Regions from separate parts of the Mus musculus genome. Here region 2 is linked to region 1. A link is a loop called in an ENCODE intact Hi-C map of the cell type or tissue named here. Cell type or tissue: gastrocnemius. All regions are shown on one strand. Links, peaks and the distances in the headings refer to the core of each region. The heading gives the core; the rest is flanking DNA.

What was found. Hi-C counts contacts between places; a loop is a spot of excess contacts. Peaks named below come from ENCODE experiments on the same cell type or tissue, not always from the same donor. Only the 100,000 strongest peaks of a DNase experiment are listed, where the experiment ranks them.
Region 2: a loop joins it to region 1, with 2.8 times the contacts of the local background. A loop is called at or near these places in 4 of 42 quality-filtered maps.

The regions. Positions count from the first base shown.
Region 1 is chr9:102,351,938-102,360,937 of GRCm38, reverse strand. Ephb1 (Eph receptor B1) reads left to right here and starts at 6,245. Exons shown (of 16, transcript NM_173447.3): 1 at 6,245-6,656. The coding sequence starts at 6,599. In gastrocnemius, for the core only: no CTCF peak of the experiment used is centred there; DNase peaks (open chromatin) are centred at 7,967, 8,293, 8,642, 8,974 and 2 more places; H3K4me3 peaks cover 2,130 bases; H3K27ac peaks cover 480 bases.
Region 2 is chr9:102,539,377-102,549,858 of GRCm38, reverse strand. Ky (kyphoscoliosis peptidase) reads right to left here. Exons shown (of 11, transcript NM_024291.3): 11 at 3,620-7,973. The coding sequence ends at 7,078. Among named protein-coding and RNA genes, the nearest start is that of Gm29387, 15 kb to the left of the region's middle. In gastrocnemius, for the core only: a CTCF peak has its summit at 4,653 (motif pointing right); DNase peaks (open chromatin) are centred at 4,668, 5,367, 5,866, 6,389 and 1 more place; H3K4me3 peaks cover 397 bases; H3K27ac peaks cover 261 bases.

The sequences.
Region 1 (9,000 bases), core at 4,001-9,000:
TTCTATATACAGTCATCAAACCCAGACACTATTGGGGATGCCAAAAGTGCTTGCTGACAGAAGCCTGTTATAGTTGTCTCCTGGGAGGCTCAACCATTGGACTGAGCACAGGGTCCCCAATGGAGGAGCTAGAAAAAGGATCCAAGGAGCTGAAGGGGTTTGCAGCCCCATAGGAGGAACAACAATATCAACCAACCAGTATCCCCCAGAGCTCCCAGGGACTAAACCACCAATCAAAGAAAACACAGGGTGGGACTCTTGGCTCTAGCTGCATATGTAGCAGAGGATAGCCTTGTCATCCATGAATGGGAAGAGAGGCCATTGGTCCTGTGAAGGCTCTATGCCCCAGTGTAGGGGAATGCCAGGGCCGGGAAGCAGGAGTGGGTGGGGCAGAGTGGGGAGGGGATAGGGGATTTTCAGAGGGGGAACCAGGAAAGGGGATAACACTTGAAATGTAAATAAAGAAAATATCTTAAATAAATAGATAGATAGGTAGATAGATAGATAAAACCCTTCTCTATCGCTTGATTTGTTTCCTGATTAGAGGAGCTCCCTCGCTGGTTCTGTTGCCTTTCTTGTTCATGTTGTTCTCTTGCCTTTGGAGCTTATGCCTTCGGAGTGTTATGTCCCCTGGAAGTTCATAAAGCATCTGTCTCAGTGGATGTCCCTCACTCGGGTTGTAAGGCTCTGCTCTTGTGTTCTCATCCTTTCTTGGGCCATCCTCATCCCTTTCCCTATCTTTGAGGACAGACTCACTCCTTTGGAATGGATTTTGTGAGCAGGTGACCTTTAATCCTTGGTTTGTCTTCGTACTTGCTTGATGTAGGCATAGGGTTGGAGGTCCAGCTGTATTCATGTGTCGGCTACTTCGCAGAGAGGAGTATGCTCTATTGAGCCTCCTCCACCCACCATCCCACCTCTCTGGTCCTCTGACCTAACCTGTCACAGGATGAAAGCCAGTTAATAAGATTCACAGACATCACTACTGTGTCCTCTCCAGTCAGTTGACTGTTCTTCAGTTCTGAAATGAGCTGTGGCTTCCTGAGCTAGTCTACCTGACCACTTGTCTCTCTTGTTTTTATGCTTCTTCCTTGGAATAAGACGATACTTGGTGTTAATCTATGGCTGTAACAACGTTATGAGGAGTAAGTTTAAGTACTATGTCCATTATGAAATTAATGGTCATAGGTTCTCTCGTAGGGCTTATGACCTGTCTAGTTAGAGGTTCTTCACTGGATAATAGTGCCGAGCATGGGTTCCATAGGAGAGTTGTTGGTTACACCCATGATGCTTGCAACACCACTACACCAGTGGGTTGGAGGATGACCAGAAGAAAGCAATGTCTTCTGGACACAACAAAGCAGCTGCACACATGGAATCACGGGAGTTATGATAACCCGCTCAAGACCTGCGCATGTGCATGCCAGACCAAAATCCGAGGATGGGGAAGGGAGGTGAGCACAAAGTTTCACCTGCAACTGCAGAGTTATTGACAATTTAACAGCTGCTCAGAGGAGGGGAGCCAGTTCCCTAGGAGCCTGTAGCCCTTGATTAGTCGACTATGTTCCATTTGAAGGTCACATCTATGAGATTCTATGGGTAGCACACATTGAACTTGATGTGTTAAAAAGTAACAAATTGATTGATGGTTTAAAGAAAATAATAAATAAATAAATAAATAAATAAATAGACACAAAGTTGGGTGGGTGGGGAAGGGGATATTAGGTCTGGAAAGAATTAGGGGAGGAATCATAATGATCAAAACACATTGCATGAGATTCTCGAAGAACACACACACACACACACACACACACACACACACACACACCCTTAAAACCTGGCTTTTAAGGAAGAGAGTTTAGCATATGGCATACGTGTGGTTGATCATTTCTTTCCTCCATCCTACTTCATCTACCTTGAAAGTGTTGTCAGTTCCTTTCATACCCTGGCAATGAGGTTGCCTGTCAGTATTTGCTACCTTGTTATGTAAACCCTCATCTGCATCTGCATCTGCTAGGAAATTTGCCCGAGACAGAAGCAGCAGCTCCTTGAAAGCCCCTGTCCAGGGGCCACTGTGGAGAGCAAGAATGAGGATGCACTTTGGCTCTTTACCTCTGTGTCTAGGAAGATGGCCGATGGTAGTAATCCTACAGAAAGAGACTAGATTACAGACATCACAGGCTCTCCCCAGAACTCTACAAGAAGCAGCAAAAACTGCTGCTGAGTGAATGCAGAAAGAACAAAGAAGTAGCAGAAGTATCTCATTGACTACCATGCACTCAAACGAATCTTAAAAGAGTCCACATACGTCTCAGAGAAGAATTAATGAAGAATATGTCTTACAGCTTAAGACTCTGCAAAGTCACAAAGTAGGTAACAAAAGCATTGCTTTATGAGGAGAATATATTTTAAAAGGAAATTCTCACATACAAGCACCCAAGCGAGCGGTCTCTCTCCAGGTTGTAAGCTAACAGGTAGAATGAAGACACAGGTTGTGTATATAATAAAAAAAGTGTGTAAGTTGGGGGCAGATGGAGAACTTTCTAACCAGGTAACCTTGAGATGAAAATGTTGCAATTGTTTTCACCAGCAACACTTTACAACCACGAGACCTCAAATTGATTCCTTGTAAGTAGTGAACTGGTGGGCTTCCTCCAAGCCTTTCAGCCAGAAGGGCCTCGGAGTCTCCCGGAAAGGGTTCGGTCCCTGCTTGGGTGTCTGCAAGCCCTCGGCTGCTGGCCTTGGTAGTGCACATCTGTCACTCTGCAGGCGTGATTTAGTGATATCAAATAGCTCAGTGATTAATCAAGAGAACAACTGAGCATTTGACATCAGAGAAGGGAAACATAGCAAAGGAAGGTGTGGTGGTGGGGTATGACATGTCCTCAGGCTTGTTGGCTTGCACCAGCCATGCTGTTTAGGGTATTTGGGGTACAACTCACTGCATGAGAAAGATCAGTACATTCCACAGGACAAAACAAAACAGCACAGCAAAAACCTAAAAACTAAAAACCAAAGCAGCAACCCTCCCCCCACAAACAAAAACCCACCCCACCTCAAGGTCTCCCCCCCCCAAAACCCAACAACAGTGATTTGATTAACGTGTTCAGGAAAAGCCTGTTTCTTCAGTTATAAGGAAAAATTAACAGGCAGGCAGCCCCCAACTGAGGGTCTTCTCCCTGAAAGCATCAGCAACTTCTAGAAGTCACAGAGGCTGTCGCCATAGTCCTTGGGTGGATACTGCCACCCCTGGCAATCCAGCCATCAATTACCTGTCTCTGCCTTCCTCCTTCCAGGTAGTATGTAGACTCTTTCCTTCTAATAGAAAGACATTTCCAGTGCAGGCACCACATGAAACAAATCAGAAGAGATGAAATTGGGAGCCTGGGTCTAGCATGGTGTATCACCTCCAAGCTGTCTCTAGAGGAAGCTCTGGAGCAATTTGAAACAGTTAGACCAAGCTTCACTAAGTAAAGGGAGGCAGGGCTATCAGACCACACTGAAGGGTCTGCTTCTCCCAGTTCCCTACTGATCTCACTCAGCAGGGGTGAGACCAGGAAACTGCTGTTTTCAGAGAGCTCAGCTGGTGGTTGAAAGACCTAGCAGGGTTCTTTTTGGATGTCTGTACTCTACTTGGTGTGCTCCAAGGGACCTCCAAGGTGTGACATTTCACAGGTGGATAGTGTCCAGTTCTATCTGCAGCCAGATCAGGGAGACCGACAGAGCACACACGGAGATGTGGCTGGAAGAGATGGATCAGAGGGACAGCAAAAAAAGCTCCTCGATGGATGTGGGTAGAAAGAGAAGGCAAGAAATTCAACTAACTTCATTTTGGTTATGAAAGTAAACACCATACATGGTGCTCAACAAACCAATGCTGTTTCTGTCCTGCCCAGCACAGCAGCTTCCGTGTTCTGTTGTCCTCAAGGCCTTTGACAGCCTAGCACACCATTGCCCACTTTTTTATTGTCATTACTCTACTATGTGATAAGTTTCCTGTCCATCATGTCCCCGGTCTGCTCCACGGTGTGCCTGGTGCACCCAGTAAACATTTCCTGAATAGGTGGGTGAATGTGGGATGGGCTAAGGTAGGATACGGAGGCACCGAGGAGCCAAGAGTTGCAGGCCAAGAGAACGCCTAGCAAAAACTGGGATGAGAATACAGTTCTGGGAATCCTGTCCTGGAATCTGGAGGCCTCGCCAGAGTGGCCTGTCTTTCTTCAGGAGACAGTGAGGAGCCGCTGGGTTGAAACACTATGAAGAGATAAGACCAAGATTAGCTTAGGAAAGATTACGCTGGCGGCAGCACTCAGCGGGGTTACAGAGGACAGAAACCGGGTGGCCAGTTAGATTCTTCAGTTGTCCAGAGGGAGGAGGGGTGACACAGAGCTGAGACAGATGGATAGACCTGAGACAAAGGCATAAAGAAGAGGAAGCAGGAGAGGGGGTTTTGCTGGGTGTGCTTGGTGGGGTGGAGGGAAGGAAAGAGCCCACAAACCACTCATGCATGCACCCAACATCCATCTGAGATCATCTACCCACCCCACCCATCCATTCATCTGCTTGTCATCATTCATCCATCCATCCATCCATCCATCCATCCATCCATCCATCCACCCATTTATCCATCCATTCATCTGTCCATTCACCTATCTGTCTGTCCATCCACCCATCCATTTGTCTGTCCATCCATCCATCCATCCATCCATCCATCCATCAGTCTGTTTTCCATCCATCATCTATCTATAATCCATCCACAGGGATGGATGCAGTTGGTCACCAGTGCAGGGAGGGGGAGGGGTTTCAAGGTAAGAGCTTTGGGGATTCCTCTCTTAGAGGCTGGAGGGATGAAGGAGGAAGGGCAAGAAGTAGTAAGACAGGTAGGCAGTGAAATTGGACTGTGGAGAGTGTTGCCAAAGCTGCAAAAGACCCAGTACTCACCCATGTCAGAGAGGGGCATCCCTCACTTAAGGGACTTCAAGACACAGTGCTGTGGAGGGACAAAGAGCAGCTGAGGTAGTATTAGGGAAGATTAAGCAGCGGTCACTGACGTCATCCTTTCAGGTTCTGAGGCCGGATGGGTGGATGGTAGGGGAAGACACAAACAGCCTGTGTCAAAGTCTGGGAAACAAAGACCTGTCAGAATCAGGGGTCTGAGTGTGGCTGGGGTGGTGAAGAGGGAGGCAGTGTCTGTGAAAGACAGAGTAAGTACCCAGGGTGGGGAATCAATGTAACTAAATTCCCAAAGGAGAGTTGCCAGATGTTAATGTCTTTAAAAGGTTTGGGGAGGGGGCTGAAGCCCCTCCCACATGAGTCTTCCAGGAGCATCCCTAACCTTGCGGGAGGAGGTGAGGACCTTCTGCCACACAGCTTCTGACAAGCATCAAGGCCAGGGCCGGATCTGAAACAGCCTGACCTGATCAACAGACAGCAAAATGGGGCATTATCATCAGAGCTGATGGTGGGAAACCACTTCTATTCTGGAGCCTGGTTTTCCTGTGGTTGCAGAACTCAGTCCTTCCCACCTACCTCCAGGCCTGGTTCAAAGCAATGTCTCCCTTCCCCATACCCCAACAAGTTGTCAGACTTTCGGCTGTTTCTTCATGTCTTCCCATTATGACTGTCTTCTGACAGCAGGCCCTACAGTGGATGCTCAGAGATCCACCTGGGAAGAGACTTTTGGAGATATACAGCTGAGGATATGATAGGAAGCCCACAGGGTGTTCTAACTACCCCCGAGCAGCCGGCCATAAAGTCTTGAAACCATATTCACTCACTCCACAGATGCATGCCAAGAATAAGACACTGTTAAGGTTCCAGGAATTCTGAGTGAACGAGATCAGACAAGACTCAAAAATAAACAAAATTGATTAGTAAAATGATATAGGGTGGCGGCATTCTGCATAGGAATAGTCAGGAGTAGCTGTGGGGTGTCTGTAAGCATAAGGGACCTCAGTTGACTTCTTGGCTGAGCCCCTCCTTTTCAGCTTGGGGAAAGCGAGCGTGCGAGGCTGCAGTTCTCCTAAATCACCACAAGAGGGAGCGCGATCACCTCCTAGCGCCTTCCTAACCCTCCCACACAGCCTTGCAAGCAAAAGTTTTTCTTAAACTAACAATGCCAGTGTAAGGAGGTGCTCGCGCCTGATTGGATGAGGGAATTTTGCAGGTTTGATTCCTTGATTGGACAGGAGGTGTTAGGGGTGGAGAGAGAGCTGATGGTGGGGGATCCCGCTCCCTCCCCCGTCAGTCTGGCCCGCTCTGTCCTCCCGTAGGCTCCGCTGTAGCTCGCAATGTGACACCAGGACGCACACGCTCTCGCGCGCTCTCCCAGGCTCGCTCTCCCTCACCCTCTCTCACACACGCACGCACACACCCACCTCTCCCATAAACACACACACACACATGCACACCCACATCCACGCGCGCCCGCACCGCCCCACGCGCGCACACTCCCGCCCACGCCCACGCCGCGCTCCGGGGAGTCCGGTCCCGGCCAGAGCGCGAAAGGACACGGAGAAGCCACCCGCCGGGAGCGCAGCGGCGCCCTGGGACGCGGCGCGTCTCCGCTGGGGCTCGGCCTGGGGGCCGCTGGCCGGCGATGGCCCTGGATTGCTTGCTGCTCTTCCTCCTGGCATCTGCAGTGGCCGCGATGGAAGGTAACGTACCCTTCGCGGAGCAACTTGGTGGCTGCCGGCTGCCAGTTCATGGGTGCCGCGCGCTTTGCAGGGCTCCTTTGGCTGCTCGGCCGGGCATCCTGGTGCTGGAGAGAGAGAATGTCACCGATCCTGGGTAGAGATGGGGCACCGGGATGGGGCGGTACCCACAGGCATGCCCTGCGCCGACCCTGGGCGCCCACAGCAGGTTCGTTCGCACGCAGAGTCTTTCGGCTCCTGCGCTCTGGTGCTCCCAGACAGCACGATCACCGGACATCTCCGGCTTAGAGAGCCTGGATCCCGCTGCATTGCGGTGCAAGCTCCTTAGCTCTGGGCGAAGCTGGTCTGGGAAGCGATACCTCGGGCCACTGGGCTCCTAGAGTCGGCACCTTCGGCTCTTTCTATCCCGGGCCTGGATGCGCTGGCTGGCGAGCGGTAGCTTGCTGTCTCCCTTTCGCAGTCTGAGGTTTCCGGACTCTGGGCTCCGCAGGCAGGCTGCTTGGGGGATCACAGAAGGTCCTACTAGTACCCCAGCAAGTGACTGCCAAACGAGAGGGGCCAAATCCATTGACCGCACCCTGGGGGGGAAATCAGCCCTAGAAGCTGCCGGGTTGCAATCTTCCAGGGACAGCAAGTGCGAGGCGGACGCCTTTCTCGCCTTCTGAGCTTTGGAGCAGGGGTGGGCTTGGGTGAGTGCTGGCGGTGCTTAAACTCATCCGGCAGTTAGAAGAGACTGCGTGGCTGCGAGCCCACGAGCCAAGACACCATCCCTGCTGGCTCAGCGTGGTTGTGCCTCCCGCTGGTGGCCAGCCAAACCCGCTCAGCGGACCCCTTACCCGGCGCACCCAGGAGCCCCGGCGCTCAGGGCTCCCGCGAATCCCGTGGGAAATCCCTGCTCGCCTCCCCGCCTCCCGCCCCCTTCCCCGCCCCCAACCTTCCCTGCGGAGCCGCGGCGGCCGCCACCTCCAGGGACGCATCTCAGTAGAGAAGGAGCAGTTAGAGTTATCTCGAACAGAGCAACTCTGGGGTGAGGCGCCGCCGCCACGCCACCCCTGCTGGAAGCCCCACATCCCGATGGATGTCTCTGGCCAGGTGGACTCCACCCGTAGGGACATTCCTCGTGGAAGGTTCGCAGCTCTCTGTTTCCCCTGTTGTGTTCCCATTTGAGAGCTGGCTCCACTGGATTGCAGGTTCCAGGTGAAACGGACTCGTTCAGTGGAAACTCCAGACCAACATTGGTCCAGCGTCTCTAACCCTTCCAGTAAGCACTGGCATACACCCGTGCCCCTCTTGGTCATAGCAGGGAAGATGTCTTAGCCATGGCAAAGACTACCGCTGCTCAGTCTCCGTGGAGATGGGTAAGCGAGGAAGCAGCAATTACTGCACAGAAAGCTCTCGCTTGTTTCCTGAAGGTGGCTTTTTGTTTGCGCTTGACCTCCTGCTGCCCTGCGAGGCTGCTGGTCTTCGTGTGTGTGTGTGTGTGTGTGTGTGTGTGTGTGTGTGTGTGTGTGTGTGTGACTTTTGGAATGTGCAGGGTTTCGACTGGTATGGAGTGTGGCTAGCACCCCAGCGTAGGCTTGAGGTTGATTCATCCGGAGACACGTGCAGAAGCAGTCGAAATAGAAAAGGAGAGAAATCACCCCGCAACAAAGCCGGTTGAGAACTGTCGCAAGGTGGAGTGGCCTACAGGACTGTGAGCTGGGGTGGCTTCAAGTCTTCAGTTTGGGGCTGCGCTGGTCCGGTTTACCTCTCTTTGCACCTCCGAAGGGTCAGGGATTCGGTCTCAGATGTACACTTTAGGAAGTGCGCTCTCGGCTTTGAGTCTCAATAGATGGAGGGAATGTGTATATAGGCAAACTAGTTTGCAGAGCAAATTCGAGGGAACAGAACACATCAGGCGCCAGGACACATTCCTCCTGAAACACTTGTCGTCCCTCCCCCCACTAGTCCCTTGCCTTCCTGGCGGAGCTGTTCATGGGTGCCATTGTGTACCCAGTCTGGTGTGCATGGGCCGTATCACCTAGGCCTGCTGCCAGGGTCTACTTCGGAGCTGTGGCCCGTCTCTCAGTGTCCAGGTTGGGAGCTTTACCCCTTGCTAGGCAGGAAAGCCTTATTCTGGGGATTGAAAAAAAATCTCTGAAAGGGTTAAAAGAAATACCACATTCAGCAGAATATTAAAGCAGAGTCTTGCCCCTGCTCAGCGCGCAGGGGCAGAACACACCATTCACTCCCTCCTTTTTCTCGAATGACAACAGGCAGGTTCATTTTCTCCTCTCAACACACAGAGCCGCCTTCCCGCCTGCCTGGCTGGGTTGGGGCCAGCCTCATTTGGTTTGTGATGAGCACG
Region 2 (10,482 bases), core at 2,773-7,772, 190 kb before region 1:
CAGACCTCCTTTAAACAGACCAAGCCACAGTTAGATATGGGGACAGCAACTCCATGGGTCTTTCATAGATGAGGAGGCCCTGAGCCCACCTTCACATAGAAATCTTGCATTCAGTCACAGTCCACAGACTAAGCCTACACCCCCTCAGAGAGAGCCTCAAGAATAAGTTGAGGTCTAGGTAAAGGGGTCACTTTTGTCTCTGAAGGTCACTAGCAACCAGCCCTCAGCCCCCCCCCCCCCCCCATCCCCAGGGCAGCCATTCCCCCTTCGCTGGGTTGGGATCCTCCCCTGAGACTCTCGGCCTCTCTCACCATCCAGGCTGTGGCAGGCAGAGTTGAATGAAACCACAAGGGCCAGTTCTGGGAAAACGAAACACTCTACAAATGTTCAAGGAATGGTTGCTGGCAGCTCCGTTCACATCCCTTCTCAGTTTTCCCAAGAAAACACTTACTGAGCATTTATCAAGCACCCAGCGTGTGCCAAGAAGCAGAACCAAAGTGTGTGTTCCAAGAATTCTCAGTTCTGAGAAGGGGGAAGTGGACCGGAGCTCCTGTCTCCAACCAAGAAGCTCTCTGCAGTTGATACCCACTCGCGAAGGAAAAACTGAATTTCTCCAGTGGACTGTCATTGGGTGTATTAGCCACACATGTAAGCTCTGGACCCAGCAGCCGGTGGCCAACACAAACCAACTCAATGCTATTTTTGTAGACTTTTGGTCTCATCTTGCTTTGGGTCTTTTTTTTTTTTTTTTTTTCAGTTTTTTTCAGTTTTACTGATCTCCTCATGTATGTATCATGGTGTCCAATTTTGTGTTTTTAAAAATATATATTCATGCTTTGTCTTCATGCAGAAGAGGGTATCATATTCCATTACAGATGGTTGTGAGCCACCATGTGGTTGCTGGGAATTGAACTCAGGACCTCTGGAAGAGCAGCCAGTGCTCTTAACTGATGAGCCATCTCTTCGGCTCCACAATTTTGAATTTTTGTTGGTGTATGTGTGTGTTTCTTTCTTTTTAAATTATTATTTTTCTTTGCCATTTTGTTTGCTTTGTTGTTGTTTGTTTGTTTGAGACAGGGTTTCTCCCTGTATCCCTGGCTGTCCTAGAACTCATTCTGTGGAACAGACTGGCCTCGAACTCCTAGAGATTCTGGAACTCAGATCCACCCGCTTCTGCCTCCCAAGTGCTAGGGTTGAAGGTGTGCATCACCACCGATGGGCTTGTTTGCTTTCCAAAATGAGAGAAAGAAAGGGCATGGCGGTGGATGGATGGAGAGTTTGGAAGGATCTGGGAGGGGAAAGCCATAATTGGAATATATTGTATGAAAATATTTTTTGAATAAAACTGTATGGAAAAAAATTGCAGTTCAGTGGTGAAGTTCCAATCCCTTCTCATCACCCGATTGTGCAGAGTTCTGAGTCACAAATATGATGTGAGCCCGGAGGATGGATGAGGGCCAGGCAAGGCTTTTCCAGGAGAGAGGGAGGGAAGACTGTCGCTACAACAGGGACCAACATGTTCAAAAGAAGGGTAGTGTGGATTGTGGTGTCTCCTATTGATTATCCTAAGGATTGTCGCCATAGCCCCTACCATCAGGGGACTCACCAGGGGACCTGTGCTTTGGGGCTTCCTGTCATGTCCCATCTCAGTCTGAGGTGCTGCCTACCTGGTCCCGATCGCTGGCCTTTTATGTTGCACAGCCATGGTCTCCAGGACACTGAATTCCCAAAGCTTGATGCTGGCTCTGACTGGTGCTTCTACGTGATCAGTGCATGCCATTGCTGGTCCAGGAGGATCACAGGAAGGCAGCCTTTGAACTAAAGCTGCTGCTTACAGCTCACTCAACTGCAGGGGAGACGTCTCTCCATGGCCCCTCATCTGTGTCCCTCTTTGAAGAGCCATCATTACACTATCCTTGGGAATGAAGCACTTGACATGATGTCTCTAGAGGAGAAGGAGGTGACTGGGCACTCTCTTGATTATCTATCAAAATAAGCCTTTGTTTCTCATTGAAGCATTAACCAGATCTGGCCCTGCCTAGCTTCAGAGATCAAGCTGGATCAGGTGTGTTTAAGGAGGTAGGATTGTAGACCTAAAATCAATTTTTGTTTGAAGACTTACCTTGCCCACCAGTGCCTTCTCCAGAGACCATGAACTTCCTTGGGAAGGATCATGAAAAGCATTTTGTCTGAACACAGCTCAGGTGGGGGTGGATGTTCAGATCTGAGGTTGGTGTGGACAGTAATGACCTAGGCAGGACCCACCTTGGCACACAGAGGCCCAAGAAGTGGCGCTGAGGGAGTGGTGGGCCTGAGCACTCACAGTGGGTGAAGAAGCACATGAGACAAGGCCCCAAAGCCTCCATATGGACCAGATCTTGCCATGGAGGATGGTAGAGGTCACAGGACACCCCTAGGCATCCTCCGCAGGAATTTGATTGCCTTAAGAATAATTTTTCTGACTTGAGGTCTGAGGATGAGGTGGAAGAAAAGAGACTTCCTCGAGACATCTTAGTCTTGTTCAGTTCTGTCTGCAAATCACAGTGGACCAGCCTCTGTCTGGGCTGCTGGTTCCCTGTGGTCTGTCCACCTGCTGAGCCTGTGCATCCCCTCGCCCGCCCGCAGGAAAGTAAAAGGCGTGCGGTGTAGCATGCCCGGGGCTTAGGGAGCAGGCTCTTAACACAGCAGGGCCCTTCAGATGTTGCCTAACTGACAAGCCCAGGCTGGTGCCTGCCATCATCTGTTCACAAAGACACAGCTTCACAGAGCCTCTGGACTGGAAGAAACATCGGAGGTCAGTCTATTCCAGCTCTTGGTTGGGAACTTGCAGCCCGTTCCAATAATTTAAGAGTTTGTCCTTCTACTGCACCTAAGACCTAGAGACAGTTTGTTCCGATTGCTCCATAGTGTGTCATTAGAAACTTCCCTTACCCGTGGATTGCATTCCTCTGTGAACCCCCACCCCAAGGATGAAGTGTAACACATCTCGGGTTTTTGTGTCTGGCAATGAGGGATGCGATAAGCTCAGATTTGGGAACACAAATCTTTTTGCCCTTCACACTACAGCTATGAGAATGGTCTCCATGGTTACAGCAGCTTCTCAGAGGTGTCTAGATTTTCATTTTTTTCTTTTTTCCTCCAGTCCTCTAAATGTCTAATTTACGAGTAATCAGTTTAGGCAACCTGGAAAGTTTCGAGTGTGTGCGTGAATATCAAGAAACGTATAGCATATATTCAGCACCCCAAAAGTAGGTTGACAGGAAAAATTTTGGCACGTTTTTCTTCTCCCACTCTAAAAAGAAATTTGGGCTGACTTTAAAATGTTCAAGTTAAACAAGATTCAATGAAGGAAGCGTGGTCTTCGGATTCTTCAAAGGCACGTGAGCCTCGGAGGGCCGGGGCTGACCTAATTATGTTTTCTTTAATGTGGAATCGCTATTTGCCCAACACCCCATTTGCATCTCCCCATCACGTTCAAATGGCGGGGACATTGATCTTTTCTTTTTTTTAAAAGCATCCTTTGAACATGAAAGTGTTGCCCTCCCCCCTTGGTTGTTTTTTTTTTTTTTTCTCCTTGTAAGAGCAGCGATAAGGATGGATCGATAATTACATTGTTGGATAAAAATGAATATAAATTTTATTGAAAAAGAACCCCAGCAACAATGTGAGGACAGCATCTTTAACAGCCAGTGGCCCACACTACTCAGCACACACGGGGAGAAATAGTCACCTCTGCGGCTTTACTTACTCCAGATGAAAGGAAATGGCAGACCTCAGATAAACGGCCTTTGAAATCCCACAACAGTGAGCTATATGGTCACACCATTAACCTGGTGTTTACTGCCGGCCAACCAGTACTGTTTAAGAGTTACGAGTTAGCGGAGGGAGAACCCAACCGCTTCAGTAAGCACGGCAAAGAAAATGCCGGACCACTGCGGGAACTTTTCTCCTTTTCAAGTCCTTTGAGAATTTCGCCGAGAGTTTATTGGCAACGTGTCCCTCCTGCTTCACAACAGGAAATGGTTCTTTATATCTAGCTCAAATCCTTCATGCTTCAGTTAATCTATTTACGTCTCTTTAATCTCTGTGGGCCGGGAGGAGTCCGTCCTCGTGGGACAATGTAACATATGGAGAACTCAAAATATTCACAATCAGACAGAGAACAGTCCAGCTGAGCTGGTGGCACTTTTGAAGCAAGCTGAAAGAGCTTAATTGCACCCTTTTGCCTCACCACGCCCCATCCTTCTGCACCCTGGCGCCCATCCTGGGGCCTGCCTGGCAAAACGCTGAGTTTGATCAGTTTCAGCCTGTCATTGCCATAGTAATGAGTGTGATCACAGCGACCCCAGACAGGCATTCCTGTGCCCAGGGTTTCTGTCTCAGGAAAAGCTTTCTGGGCAAGATGCTCAATTCTTAATCCCATCCTATCTTCTCACCACGCCAGGCCAGGGAAGTCTCCCCAGGCTCTTCTGACAGTCTGCAAGACAACGCTGACATTGGCATATCAACCACGAGGATAACTATCCACGATGTGGATGCCGTAGACAGCATAACTTGTCCGCAAGGGACGAGAAAGCACCTAGTGATTTTTAACAAACATCATAAAAAGAGCCAGCTTGGGGGTTTGCAGCGGTGGCAACTTCGCACGTGATCCACCAGGGGGCGCTCGTGCCATTTGATCGGCCAATGAGACTCGTGGACCAGCAGACAAAGAGGGGGATTTGAATAAAAAGCCTTCAAAACGCAGCCTCCAAATTTTCAGGCTGAGCAGCATGCGTGTAAAAATTCATGAAGATTGGATTCGGTTTCGTGTATCTTTGCTTCAGTAAAAAGAAACGCAGGCGTTTTTCCGAGTGCACCTACAGTTGCCTTGACAAAGGGACTACCTGGTTATATGAGGAGGGCGGAGCGTGTGGTTGACCCGGGCCGCTGGGAGAGGCTCGGTCTGGGTCTCTGGTGCTGAGGACAGCTCCTGTTTTGTGGGGTAGCATCCTCCACAAGCTCCAGAATAGATTAATTATGCTGTTTTGAAAAAAACATGGGGATCATTTTCTGCAGGGCTAGCAGTGGCTGTCGCGGCTGTGTCTAGCGAGTGGCAGGGACCGCCGAAGCACTTACTATTTCGTTAAAACATAGCACAGTTCTTACTGCTCATAAAATAAAAGGGGTGAGGAAAGGCTGTTTCCAGGCAGTGCAAACTCCACCGTCTTCTTGTAGTGGAGACAACGCCACCTCCCACCCCACCCCACCCCACTTTGGTGCGTTTTCCAGGCGTGAGTGACAAGATGCTGATGGGCTGAGACTGCCAGAGGACCCTGGACATGAGCCAAGGCAGCTCAGCCCCTAGCAGCCATGCTAATCACAAGTGAGGCTACCCAGTCTGGTGGAGGGGGGCTATGTGGTATCAGGTGGGTAGCAGTGGGGACCTGTGGGAAAGGGGCAGAAGGGAATGAAGAGCTGAAGTTCTGGGCTCCTAGGTCTTCAGATAGGTTCCACTTGGCAGACTGCCCACCCAGAGATGCGGGTGCCTATGGCTGAGTCCTTTGTGTTCACCTCTATAGTCCCAGGATCTAGCATGAGGGGTCAGCCACTTATCGAAGGAGTCTGATGGGCTCTTACTGAGGAAAGACTTGACTGTAGAGGCTGTGAGTATCCCAGGCTGGCTCTGGCGGCAGCTGAGCCTGAGGACATTCCTTAGAGAGCAGTGAGGGATTGGGGGGGGGGGTGGTCCTGAGACAGGCACAGTGAGCAGAGTCCTAGAACCCTGAAATTTGGTAGGGACCCTCCTGGAGCACATCTGTGCACTGGGATGCTACTGCAGGAACCTCTTGTCGGGGGGCTCTCCTCAGGCCTTCCCTGTTTGCAGCAGCCTGCTTTTCCCCCCTCAGCTGTTGCCATGGAAACACCAGCCTCAGGTGCTGCTGAGGGCCAGCTAGGCAGCTCAGGCTTTTTAGGACAGGCCGGAGCAAGTAAGAGGCCCTCAACTGTTCCCAATGGAAGGAAGGTTGAACTCAGGGCAGGGGTTGTCATCTCAGAGAAAGACAGGAGGGAAAATGGCTATGATAGGGCTTTCCTCAGAGACAGAGACCAACACTTTCTCTAGGGGGCAGGTGGTGGTCCCCTCAGCTTGGTTTGGCTTGTAAGGAAGGAGCAACATCTTGTTATCAGACACTATCCCTGGTATCTGATAACTGCTGGGGCTAATCTGCTTGCCCAGGGCCCAGGTCATCAGCCAGGCTACCAGTGGGCTATGTAGGCATTTGAGGCTCCTGAGGATGGCTGGTGGGGGGTGGGGTGGGGCAATCTCCAGGCCCTCAGCTAAACTCTGGTAGGCACATAGAATCGGGGTCTTCACCCTTCCATGTGGGTTGCTGGACCTGCAAACCCACTCCATCCCTGGTCCCCAGCCAGGACATCCGAATGTGCACACGGCTGCTTTCCTGCCCTTAGCACATCTCAGAGATGCTAGGCATCAGGAGACAGCAGCCTCCAGTTGGCTGAGGGTCAGCTGGTTTGCTTTCTACACCCACCCCCTTTGCAAGCTCTTGAAGAGCATGAAGTAGCTAATAGGAGCACTAGGAATGTGGAAGATGGGCAGGCCCGACATTCCCTGGGGTCCAGAAGTAGTGGGGAGAAACACCATGTTACTTGCAGGGGGAGCACACCTTTCTCATAGATTCAGCCTCAAGCACCAGGCAGGCATCGTGGGGAAAGCTTTCAGCACCCGCAACACCTCCGCTTTCCCATTCAGCTCTACAGCAACAAAGTCCTAACACAAGAGCAGGCACAGGCAGGGGTGTACGTTTCACAATACCTTGGATTTACATAGCACCTTTTTCTTCTAGAGGGCCCTGGCCTCTGTCTCTTCTTCCACAGCCACATTGAGTGAGCCTTTGGCGGCACAAATTCCTCAGTGCCTGTGACACAGCAGGGAGATTGAGGCAGAGGGGACTGAAGCAGAGGCCTAGAAGTGGTTTCATGCAGATTAGTGGTGTCCTGGGCTCTCTGCTCTTAGCTTGGGCCCTCCCTGGGCAGGGCTGGCCTTAACCCTGGGGGACCGTGAAGAAATGCAGCCCCTCACTGGTCATTCACTTTGTATTTCAGGATGTAGCTGTAGAAGTTGTGGTTAGCATTCTCTAGCACCATGACGTAGACTTCCTGGCAGCCAGCTGTGTTGCAGCTGCCCTCCCAGTAGCCCTCGGGGTTAAGAGTGAGGGGCCACGTGTCCTGTCCTTTCACCAGAGCTTTGGCGATACCATGCAGCTTTAGTTTGAAGGCTATGTTGCGGTTGGCGGGAAGCACACCGGAGAGAGGCTCTAGCAGTTCATTGTCCTGTCCCCAGTTGCCAAAGCTCTCAGGGAACATGGGCCAGTTCACCTTGGTGTTGGCGCAGCACAAGAGGTAGTTGAAGACAAAGATGAAGTTCCCTTGTTCCTGCCTCTTCTTCACAAAGATCTTAAGGGCAAACTTGCCGGCATGGGGCAGCTGGACTTTGAGCTCGGTCCTCTTCCCTCGGTTCAACTGGAAGATGTAGCGCCGCTGTGTCTCCTCAGTGATGGGGCCGTCATCGCCATGAAGGGATGCCAGGACACTGACGCCCTCTTCCACGCTAAAGCTGATGGCGCAGCGGCCATCGCTGGTGTGAATGATAGGGTCAGAGTGAGAGGGCTTCGTGATGCCCATCTGCTCCGAGAACCAGCTGGGGCCCACGGGCTGGTGGAGCTCACTGGGCAGCTGGACAGAGAAGTCTACATAGTTGCACTTGAGTGTGTATTCTAGCACCGAGCTGTAGATTTCAGAGTTGCCCTTGGCGAAGATCTGCAGCTTGTGGGTGCCCATGGTTGGAGGGTACACCTCCAGCTTCATCCCGTTCTTCCTGAGGCTCAGGAGCCCGTGCTCCTGCTTGCCATTGAGCATGAACATGAACAGTGTTGGGGCCCGGCTCTCGATGGTGATTGTGGCTTTCCCATTGACTGCGGAGAGGAAGTTGTGGTTAGGTGAGCCGGATCCAGTGTGTGCTGGGGGATGCTTAAGCACTGGGGGGGAGGTGTGACTTACAGTGTGTGTCTATGTCCGTGGTTGTGAAGATTTCTACCAAGCTTGATTTTTAACAGTGTGACAGCCCTGAACGCGGTATTCTTCTGACTCATTTGGGTGAATATTTTTGAGACAGCTGATAACTGTGATAACTGGGGAGGGTGGGGTGGGGTGGAGGATGGGCAAGAAAACCCTACCCTAGCCATATGTGTTCCCTTCCTCTACTCTCCCACTTGCTTTACATTAGATGAAGCCTGCCTAGATATTTTATTTGATTCCAGAGCAGGGAGGGGCCTAAAAGTATTGGAAGAGTGCTGTCTCATTCAATTCTTACGTCTTAAAAAGAGATTTATTTTTATGTGTGTGCACATATGTCTTTGTGTGAATGCTGTGTGTGCGTGTGTGTGTGTGTGTGTGTATGTGTGTGTGTGTGTGTGTGTGTGTATGTGTGTGTGTGTATGTGTGTGTGTGTGTAATGGTTCAGAAGAGGGTACTGATCCCCCTGAATATGGAGTTACAGGCGATTGTGAGCTGACTTAAGGATGTGGGTACCAGAACTCAGGTCGTCTGGATGAGCTCCAAGCTCTCTTAAACACTGAGCTATCCATCCACCACCTCCCACCCCACCCCCCACAACTCTGAAGTATTACTTTTGTATCACCCCCCTGAAAAGATTATGGTATCAACAGCTGTCATATGAACACCACACCATAACCAGAACGGGCTTTCCTCCAGGAGTCTAAGCCCAGGAGTGTTAACAGGGTATTTTTCTGGACTCCCCTCCCAACACTTGCTTCTCACACAGGGAGCCAGAGCTGTGCTTCTGGACCTGGGTCTCAGCGAACCCACTGAATCCATTCCCTCTCCTGCCAGCTCCCCCTTGCCTTGCCTCTGTACTCCTCTACTGGAACATTGCTTTTCACTGGCTCAGGAAGGCTTTTTCTATCTGGGCTTGTCTGGCTCCCCAGGCAGTGTCTGCTCTGAGAGCCCGGCCATGGCTTCTGTTAGAAGCTGACCACCCCAGCCCTTGCCCAGTAACTTCTCCAGTCCCGCTCATGGATGGAGAAAGGCAAAGGAGAAGGCTGTCTGGTTCACGTCCACTATTAATCCTCCATTCCATGTATGGTGGGGACTCACCCTAAAGACCTGGCTGCAAAGAGTCTGCTTCAGCCCTTCAGGTGAGCTGGACATGCTGGAGGGATGCTGGTGGGATGCTGGAGGGATGCTGGTGGGATGCTGGAGGGATGCTGGAGGGATGCTGGAGGGATGCTGGAGGGATGCTGGAGGGATGCTGGAGGGATGCTGGAGGGATGCTGGAGGGATGGATGCTGGAGGGGTGCTGGAGGAATGCTGGAGGGATGGATGCTGGAGGGGTGCTGGAGGGATGCTGGAGGCCTCTTCCAGAGAACCCACCATTTTCCAGAATGAATCATGGGAGTGTTTTTTCTATGTTCTGCCTTTGTCTGGGCTGTAGGCTCTTTGGAAGAGCTTAGCACTTGTCTTAGAGAACATTTGGCAGAAGTGTGCTGAGCATCTTAGAAGAGGTGAATTATTGGGGACCCCAAAGGCCACTGAAGGACTGTGGCTGGCACTTCTTTATTCTCTCTGCCTCTTCTCTCCTCCCTGTATCTGTGACTCTCTCCTTCCTCTTCACCCTACCCTCACGCCCTGCCCCCTTCCCTTGCTTCTTTTCAAGCTCTATTCTCAAGGCAACTCACAGGCACCAAGAAATATTCTTACAATAAGGAGCATGAATATGGAATTGAGTTTTAGGTTAGTATAAATTAAGAAATCTGGTGTTTACATTTTTACATCTCCCAAAAAAAGGCAAACTCAACTCAGCAGTATGATCACGAGGGCACTGTGGTCTGCTCGAGTCTTTCTTGTGGCTTCATGTCTCACGATAGAGACCGCAGACCTCTGCCAGACTCAGGTGCAGGAAATGATCTTTGAAGTGAGCAGCTGTGGGCTGCTGAAGCGGCCACGTGTCTGTGACTAACCAGAGACCACTGCAGCTCTGCATCCAGATCAAGAATCCATGGGAAGTGCAATGGGCAAGAGGTACCTGCTCCTGACTGCCCCCTCGTGGACCCCCCTGCCTTGTCCCCTTATCCCATCAGCCTGTGGGGTGGGGTGGGGTGGGGTGGGGTCAAGGCCATCATCCCTCATGCCCACCCCCCCCCCCCAGTTGATTGCTTCTGGGATCTCAGGCCTTCTGTCTGGGATGTGTGGAGGCCTCCTGGTGGCAGAGCTGGTGCTGTCAGGTTGGGCTTTGATGAGAAGGGGGAGGTGGGCTGGTCAGCCTTCCTGACCCCTGCTGTGGTGCGCCAAGAGCAGGACCAGGCTCTGGATCCCCAGAGAGGCATGAGAAACAGTCCTTTAGGGGGAGTCCTTTGAGGTCCATGACACTTCTTTATCCTCTCTGCCTGGGGTCTGGTCCTGGGG